2 separate regions of the Homo sapiens genome follow, and region 1 is linked to region 2. A link is an interaction called in ENCODE POLR2A ChIA-PET data of the cell type or tissue named here. Cell type or tissue: HepG2. All regions are shown on one strand. Links, peaks and the distances in the headings refer to the core of each region. The heading gives the core; the rest is flanking DNA.

The links. ChIA-PET counts read pairs that join two places held together with the same protein. Peaks named below come from ENCODE experiments on the same cell type or tissue, not always from the same donor. Only the 100,000 strongest peaks of a DNase experiment are listed, where the experiment ranks them.
Region 1: POLR2A ChIA-PET joins it to region 2 with 5 read pairs; 3 of 35 experiments call an interaction of 5 or more read pairs at or near these places.

The regions. Positions count from the first base shown.
Region 1 is chr11:78,154,762-78,159,156 of GRCh38, reverse strand. All of the region lies in intron 2 of KCTD21-AS1 (KCTD21 antisense RNA 1), which reads right to left. Among named protein-coding and RNA genes, the nearest start is that of KCTD21-AS1, 17 kb to the right of the region's middle. In HepG2, for the core only: no CTCF peak of the experiment used is centred there; a DNase peak (open chromatin) is centred at 2,506.
Region 2 is chr11:78,088,251-78,092,645 of GRCh38, reverse strand. No RefSeq gene overlaps it. Among named protein-coding and RNA genes, the nearest start is that of NDUFC2-KCTD14, 11 kb to the right of the region's middle. In HepG2, for the core only: no CTCF peak of the experiment used is centred there; a DNase peak (open chromatin) is centred at 1,885.

The sequences.
Region 1 (4,395 bases), core at 289-4,288, 66 kb before region 2:
GGTCCCTCTGCCTCTCTGGATTTGTTTCCTTGTGTGTGAAGCAGTGGAGTTACTCATTCAACTCGTTCATGTTTGTTGAAAACACAAATGAAAGACCCACAGACAAGCACTGTGCTGAGGGCTGGGGATACTGAGGCGTGAGTCAGGGTCCTGTTTCAGACGACCTCCCCATCCAGGACTGGGAGCAACTTGTAAGGGGAACAAAGTGGAGACAGGGACAACCTCCTTCCCCTGGTTGGAGAAGCAGGTGGGGCCAGGGATGCAGTATCTGGGCTGGGCTTCAAAGGGCAAGTAGAGTTTGCTAGAGCCAGAAGTTGGGGAAGGGCATTGCAGCAGAGCAGAGGCTCAGCGACTTGAAAGAGCAAAGCCACTCTGCAGCAGAGGCAACAGAGAGGAGTGGCTGGGAATGGTTCAGGGTCCAGGCAGACCACCTGGCTTCAAGTCCTTGCTCTATCAGGAATTTGTTTCACCTTTCTGGGTCTAATTTTCTCACCAGACCAATGGAGATAATAATAATACTTAACTGATAGGGTTCTGTAAGGATTCGGTGAATTAATGCATGTAAAGTGCTAGAACAATGACTGGTACACACTCAGTGAATGATGATCAATATTACCATTATTCTTTTGTTTTGTTTTGTTTTGTTTTTGTTTTGTGAGAGAGAGTCTCACTCTGTTGCCCAGGCTGGAGTGCAGTGGTACGATCTTGGCTCACTGCAACCTCCGCCTCCCGGGTTCAAGCTCTTCTCCTGCCCCAGCCTCCCAAGTAGCTGGGACTACAGGCGTGCACCACCATGCGTGGCTACTTTTTGTATTTTTAGTAGAGACGGGGTTTCACCATGTTGGCCAGGCTTGTCTTGGACTCCTGGCCTCAAGTGATCCACCCACCTCAGCCTCCCAAAGTGCTGAGATTACAGGCATGAGCCACCACCCCCAGCCCAATGTTACCATTATTCTATGTAGTCTATGCTAGAGACTAGCTGGAGTCTAGGCTAAGAGAATGGCTAAAAAAATATACTGAACCCAGATTATGAAGAGTTTTGTATGTTATATTGATTCATTCCAATTACTGTCTATCTGGTCCTGGGGATAATGGTGCTAAATTGGAGCCATATCCTGCCTCTAAGTAACGACCCCAGAGTAGGGATGCCAGGCGTTGCTGAGGGAGGGAAGCAGCTAAGGTGGAACAGAGTAGAGGAAATCCGTGCAGGCATGTGCCCTTCATCATCACGCAGAATTTTAACAGTAAAGGGGCCTGCCCTGATGGAGCCTGCATTCAAATGTGGATGGAGGCTGGGCACAGTGGCTCATGCCTGTAATCTCAGAACTTTGGGAGGCTGAGACAGGAGGATATGGGGATGAATTTGGAACACAGATGCAAATGTCATTGTAGATACCATTTAAGCAAGGACTATTTGACATGTTCTGCAGTGGAATTATCCCCTACATATACCCACCCTCCTCTGCAGTGGTCTACTGCTGAGACCCCAGCATGCCTCCTGGTCAGGCCAGGAGAGACACGAGAAGAGAACCTTTGCACAGGAACTTCATCCCTTTAATCATTCTAATTACCAAATCTTCCAAATTCTTCAAGGTCTAGTGCAAATGGCCTCTCCTTAGTCCCCACTCCTGATATCCTATTGTTTATTCATAACAATATAGGCCAGGCATGGTGGCTCACACCTGTAATCTTAGCACTTTGAGAGGCCAAGGTCAGTGGATCACTTGAGCTCAGGAGTTTGAGACCAGCCTGGCCAGCATGGCGAAACCACATCTCTACTAAAAATACAAAAAATTTGCTGGGCGTGCTAGTGTATGCCTGTAGTCCCAGCTACTTGGGAGGCTGAGACCGAAGAATCACTTGAACCCAGGAGGATTCAAGCCTAGATAGTGCCACTGCACTCCAACCTGGGTGACAGAGGGAGACTCTGTCTCAAAAAAAAAATGAATATTAATAATAATTTATTACGACCTTACAAAAAGCCAGTTGCCATGCTAAATTATTTACAAACATAATTATTCAGTTGAATCTTCATAATGACCTTCTGAGATAGGTGTTATTGTCTTCATTCTATAGATGAGAAAACTGAGGCTGAGAGATGTGAAGCAATGTGTCCAAGGTCAGAAAGCTGGTGACTGAGTCAGGATTTGAGCCCAAGTGTAGCCACTAACCACTGCCCTGCACTATCCCACCGAAGTGAGCACTTGCTCCTTGGAACTCCCTTGATTCTTTGCCTGGACTCTCTCAGGGCAGGATAATTTCCCAGATCTACTCTGGCTCCGAGAGCCTAGGGTTCTGGGATTGTCAGAGGGCGTGGTGATGGGACCAAGGGCCTTCTTGATGGCCCTCTAAGAAGCAGCACCAGGGCTTCTGGTGCTGGGTTTTTTTCTAAAAGCACATCCTCCCCCACTCAGCCCTTTGTGCAGGATGCATCGTTAGAATTCCTGGACTCAGCTTCTGAATATTGATTGTTTGCAGGAGCAAGTCAGCAATTTGTGGTTTCCCGGCAATGGCTCTGTGTTCTATTATAGAACTTGGCTTGTTTGCATTTCCATCATCAGGCTAGGCACAGGCCCGGGTCTGGCCTACCCTTTGGCCTGGTGACCTGAAGCTATCCTGATTGAGTCCTGTGGTCAGGTCATCTGCCCAGCTCCTCAGAGATGGGACCACAGGACAGGGCACAAGGCCTAGGTCTGCTATCAGAAAGATCAAACTCAAACAAAATATAGCTCTTGCCAAGGAACAAATCATGCCTCTTTTTTTCAAATGCCCATTTTGGTATTTTAAAGGAAAACAAGTAGGTTTAAATCCAAGGTGGCAGTGTTGATAAGGGCATGGGGAAACAGCACTCTCGTATACTATTGGTTGGGTATAAACTAATGCAATCTCTTTGAAAGATAAAGTGGCACTATACATTGACATTTTAAATGTGCAAACCCTTTAATGCAGTATTTCCAGTTCTCGAAATTTATCTTACATCTCTTCTTACACATTATGCAAACATGTATGTATGTACAAAGATGTTTACCCTTGTATTATTTATAATAGCAAAAAAGTTGGTAACCTAAATTACCATCAGTTGAGAACTTATTAAATAAGTAAATTAGTATTTAACAACACAATGGAATACTTTGCAGCCAATTTTTTTTAAGACACAGAGTCTCGCTCTGTCGCCCAGGCTGGAGTGCAGTGGTGTGATCTCAGCTCACTACAACCTCCGCCTCCTGGGTTCAAGCAATTCTCCTGCCTCAGCCTCCCGAGTAGGTGGGACTACAGGCACACGCTGCCACACCCGGCTAATTTTTTTTTTTTTTTGTATTGATGGGGTTTCACTGTGTTGCCCAGACTGGTCTCAAACTCCTGAGCTCAGGCAATCCGCCTGCCTTGGCCTCCCAAAGTGCCAGGATTACAGACGTGAGCCACCACGCCCAGCCCTTTGCAGCCATTTTTTAAAAGAAGTAGATTTGTACATGCTGAAATGGAACATTCTCCAAGACATACCATTAAATTTAAAAAGCAAGGTGCAAGGGGACAAAAGGCTGAGTGTGATTAGGCATTGAGCGTGCATGCATATAGAACAAAATTCTGGAAAAATAGTCAGAAACTATCAGCAACGATTACTTCTGAGGGAAAGGCCTAGAGTGAGACAACCTCTTCATTGATTGCCAGTTTGAACTGTTTCCCCGCCACCCATGTGCTTATATTACAAAATATCCATGTTGGAAAAATATATTCTTATTCAAACCAAACCCTGCTCGTCAAAGCATTGCAACGGCCTCCCCACTGATTCTTGTAGACTGAGCGCTAAGACCTGTTAAGCCCTGTTGCTCTGCTTCATGCAAAGTTCTGCTACCTAATGTGCATTTTCATATAGGAGGTAAGGAGGTAAGGATCAGTATCTCAATTTTATAGCTGATGAAACGAACTTGAAAAAATTAAGTGAAGGTTAGTTTAGTTTAGTTTTTTGATTGTCTGTTTTTGAGACAGGGTCTCACTCTGTTACTCAGGCTGGAGTGCAGTGACGCGATCTTGGCTCACTGCAACCTCGACTGCCAGGGCTCAAGCTTCCTGGGTAGCTGGGATTACAGGCTCCCGCCACCTCACCTGGCTAGTTTTTTAAATTTTTTGTAGTGACAGGGTTTTGCCATGTTGCTCAGGCTGGTCTCCAACTCCTGGACTCAAGCAATCCCCCTGTCTTGGCCTCCCAAAATGCTGGGATTACAGGCGTGAGCCACCAAGTCTGACCATGAAGTTTAGTTTTATGTGTCAATATGGCTAGGATATAGTACCTACTTTATTAATCAAACACGAATCTAGGTGTTGCTGTGATGGTATTTTGTAGATGTGGTTAACATGTACAGTCAGTTGACTTTTGAATAAAAGAGACTGTCTTCA
Region 2 (4,395 bases), core at 182-4,181:
GGAAAAGCAAAACCATAGTGAAATAACATTTCTACTAGAAGACTGGCAAAAATTAAAGTTCGGCAATGGCAACAGACAACAGGCAAAGGTTGCCAAGGATATGGGGAAACCCAACAGAATCAAGTGGAAAACTATTGGAACTAATAGGAAAGTGTAGCAAAATTGCTGACTACAAGAGCAGCATTCTAATTAACCAATTAGAAAAGTAATAGAATATAAAGATATTTGCAACAGTAACAAAAACTATAAATATCTAGAGACATACTAGTGAAAATGTTCAAGAATTTTGTAGAGAAAATGCTAATGGTTTATTGAGGGATATAAAAGGAAATTTGAATAAATGCATAAATATATACCATGTTCATAGATCAGAAGACTCAGCATTTTAAATATATCAGTTCTTTCCATAGGAGTCTATAAATTTAATGAAATTCTAATCAATACCCTAATGAGATTTTTCAAATAACTTGACAAGGTGATTTTAAAATCATAAGGAAGTCTAAAGGTGTACGAATAGTAATAATAATAATTGCTAACATGTATTAGCTTTGAAAAAAAGTAGATGATACACCCTATCAGATATTAAAGAACAATTCAACACTATGGTTATTAGATTGTATGATATGGGTATAGTAATTGGTAAAGAGAACTGTGGAACAAAGTAGATTTCAGAAATAGACCATGGCATTTGTGAGAACGTGATGTGTATTAAAGGAGGCATTAAATACTAGTAGGGAAAAGATGGACTTTAATAATAAATGATGTTCGGCCAGTTTTCACGTGTAATATTCCTCACACTCAACACAAAAACAAAAATTCGAATGGATTAAACATGCAAAGCTAAAACTTGGGAAGAAAATATCTGAGCATATCTTTATGGTCTTAGAAAAAACAAGGCTTCTTAATAATATTAAAAACATAGACAACAAAGAAAAAGATTGATACATTTTACTAAACCAATAGTTTACACTTTATGACAACCACCCCAGACTCCATAAATAACATTCAAAGGCAAGCAGAATAGTTGGAAAAGATATCTGCCATATATTTAACAAAAGATTAGCATCAGAGTGTATATATAAGGCTAGCACAGTGGCTCACACCTGTAATCCCAATGCTTTGGGAGGCCGAGGTGGAAGGATTGCTTGAGCCCAGGAGCTCAAGACCATTCTGGACAACATAGTGAGGCTCCATCTCTACAAAAAATTTAAAAAATTAGCCAGCTGAAGGCCGGGTGTGGTAGCTCACACCTGTAATCCCAGCACTTTGGGAGGCTGAGGCAGGAGAATGGTGTGAGCTTGGGAGGCAGAGCTTGCAGTGAGCCGAGATCGCGCCACTGCACTCCTTCCTGGGCGATAAAGCAAGACTCTGTCTCAAAAAAAAAAAAAAAAAAATTAGGCAGCTGGGGTGGTGTAGGCCTGTAGCCCCAGCTACTTAGGAGGCTGAGGTGGGAGGATCTCTTGAGCCCAGGAGGTTGAGGCTGCAGTGAGCCATGATCATGCCACTGGACTCCAGCCTGCACCAAAGAGTAAGACTGACTCAAAAAAAAAAAAGGGCGGGGCGGGGCTGGGTGTGGTGGCTCACACCTGTAATCCTAGCAATTTGGGAGGCTGAGGCGGGTGGATCACTGTAGGAGTTCTGTCAGGGTGGTGGGAAAAGTTGTAAGAAAAAGTTATAGGGAAAGACGCAAACCTTCTTGGAAGGCCGGGAGGTTTTCCAAAAGCTTCGGAAGGGAATTATGGCTGAAGGCAGTCAAATTTTCTTATCCGGAGCCTGAGAGCAAAGGGCAGATAACAAGGGAATGTAAAGAAACTTATCTAGATAAATTTGTTTACTTCTGTCTCCAGAAACCAACCTTTGATCATTCGAGCACAGGACTGCTCTCTACCTGGGGGGTCAACAATGTTTATTACCCACAAACTGTGTTTGCTTCAACCCTTTGTCATTAAATATGTACTACATAAATGCGAGCAGGGCCAGCTTATTGGGACTGCACTCTCTCGGTGGCTGCTGCACTCTCTCGTCAGTGGTGCTGAGCCCTAGCTGCGCTGTCAGGCAAAACACCTGTGTCAGTGTACTTCTTTCATCCATTGCTCAGCCAGAGTCTGCGGGACAGACTCAGCAGATCACCAGGTCAGGAGATCGAGACCATCCTCACTAACACGGTGAAACCCCACCTCTATTAAAAATACAAAAAAATTAGCCGGGTGTGGTGGCATGCACCTGTAGTCCCAGCTACTTGGGAGGCTGAGGCAGGAGAATCGCTTGAACCCGGGAGGTGGAGGTTGCAGTGAGCCGAGATCGTGCCACTGCACTCCAGCCTGGGCAACAGAGCAAGACTCCATCTCAAAAAAAAAAAAAAAAAAAAAAAAAAAGATGATATGGTACTGGCATACACACATAGATAGACCCAATGGTACAGAATAGAGAGCCTAGAAATAAACCATTGTGTATATGGCCAAGTGATCTTCATCAAGAGTGCCAAGACTATACACGGGGGAAAGGATAGTCTGTGTTGGGAAAACTGAATATCCACATGCAAAAGATGAAGTTGGAACCTTACCTTATACCACGTACAAAAATTAAAATGGTCAGGCATGGTGGCTCACACCTGTAATCCCAGCACTTTGGGAGGCCAAGGTGGGTGCATCACCTGAGGTCAGGAGTTCGTGATCAGCCTGGCCAACATGGTGAAACCCTGTCTCTATTAAAAATTCAAAAATTAACCAGGCATGGTGGTAGGCACCTGTAATCTCAGCTACTTGGGAGGCTGAGGCAGGAGAATTGCTTGAACCCGGGAAGTGGAGGTTGCAGTGAACCGAGACTGCGCCACTGCACTCCAGCTTGGGTGACAGAGTAAGACTCTGTCTCAGAAAAAAAAAAAAAAAAAAAAAAAAACCAACTCAAAATGGATTAAAGGCCTAACTATAAGATCTAAAACTCCTAGAAGAAAATACAACTTCAGGCCAGGCGTGGCGGCTCATGCCTGTAATCCCAGCACTTTGGGGGGCCGAGGCAGGTGGATCACTTGAGGCCAGGAGTTTGAGACCAGCCTGGCCAACATGGCGAAACCCTGTCTCTACTAAAAATACAAAAAAATTAACTGGTGTGATGTCTCACGCCTATAATCGCAACTACTTGGGAACCTGAGGTGGGAGAATCACTTGAACCCAGGAGGCGGATGTTGTAGTCAGCCAAGATTGTGCCATTGCACTCCAGCCTGGGCGACACTGAGACCCTGTCTCAAAAAAAAAAAAAAAAAAAAAAAAAAGGAAAAGAAAAGAAAACAGCTTCAGAACACTGGATTTTGCAATGATTTCTTGGATATGACACCAAAAATATAGGTAACAAAAGCAACACTAGACAAATGGGACTACATCAAACTTTTTTTTTTTTTTGGAGATGGAGTCTTGCTCTGTCACCCAGGTTGGAGTGCAGTGGCATGATCTCGGCTCACTGCAACCTCCACCTCCTGGGTTCAAGTGATTCTCCAGCCTCAGCCTCCTGAATAGCTGGGAATACAGGCGCCCGCCACCACGCCCGGCTAATTTTTTGTATTTTAGTAGAGACGGTGTTTCACCATGTTGCCCAGGCTGGTCCCGACCTCCTGAGCTCAGGCAATCCGCCTGCCTCAGCCTCCCAAAGTGCTAGGAGTGTGAGCCACTGCGCCCGGCCGGGAATACATCAAACTTTAAAACTCCTGTACATCAAAGGAAGCAGAGTGAAAACGCAGCTTACAGAATGGAAGAAAATATTTGCACATCATAGATCTGGGCCAAGCGTGGTGGCTCACACCTGTAATCCCAGCACTTTGGGAGGCCGAGGCAGGTGGATCACTTGAGTTCAGGAGTTCGAGACCAGCCTGACCAACATGGAGAAACCCCATCTCTACTAAAATACAAAAGTAGCCAGGCGTGGTGGCGCATGCCTGTAATCCCAGCTACTCGGGAGGCTGAGGCAGGAGAATCACTTGAACCCAGGAGGTAGAGATTGTGGTGAGCCAAGATCGCACCATTGCACTCCAGCATAGGCAACAAGAGTGACACTCCGTCTCAAAAAAACAAAACAAACAGCCGGGTGCAGTGGCTCACGCCTGTAATCCTAGCACTTTGGGAGGCCAAGGTGGGCAGATCATGAGGTCAGGAGATCGAGACCATCCTGGCCAACACGGTGAAACCCCGTCTCTACTAAAAATACAAAAAATTAGCTGGGTGTGGTGGCGGGCACCTGTAGTCCCAGCTACTCGGAAGGCTGAGGCGGGAGATTGGCATGAACCCGAGGCGGAGCTTGCAGTGAGCCGATATTGTGCCACTGGACTCCAGCCTGGGTGACAGAGTGAGACTCGGTCTCAAAAAAAAAAAAAAAAAACCCCACAAAGCAAAACAAAACAGGGCC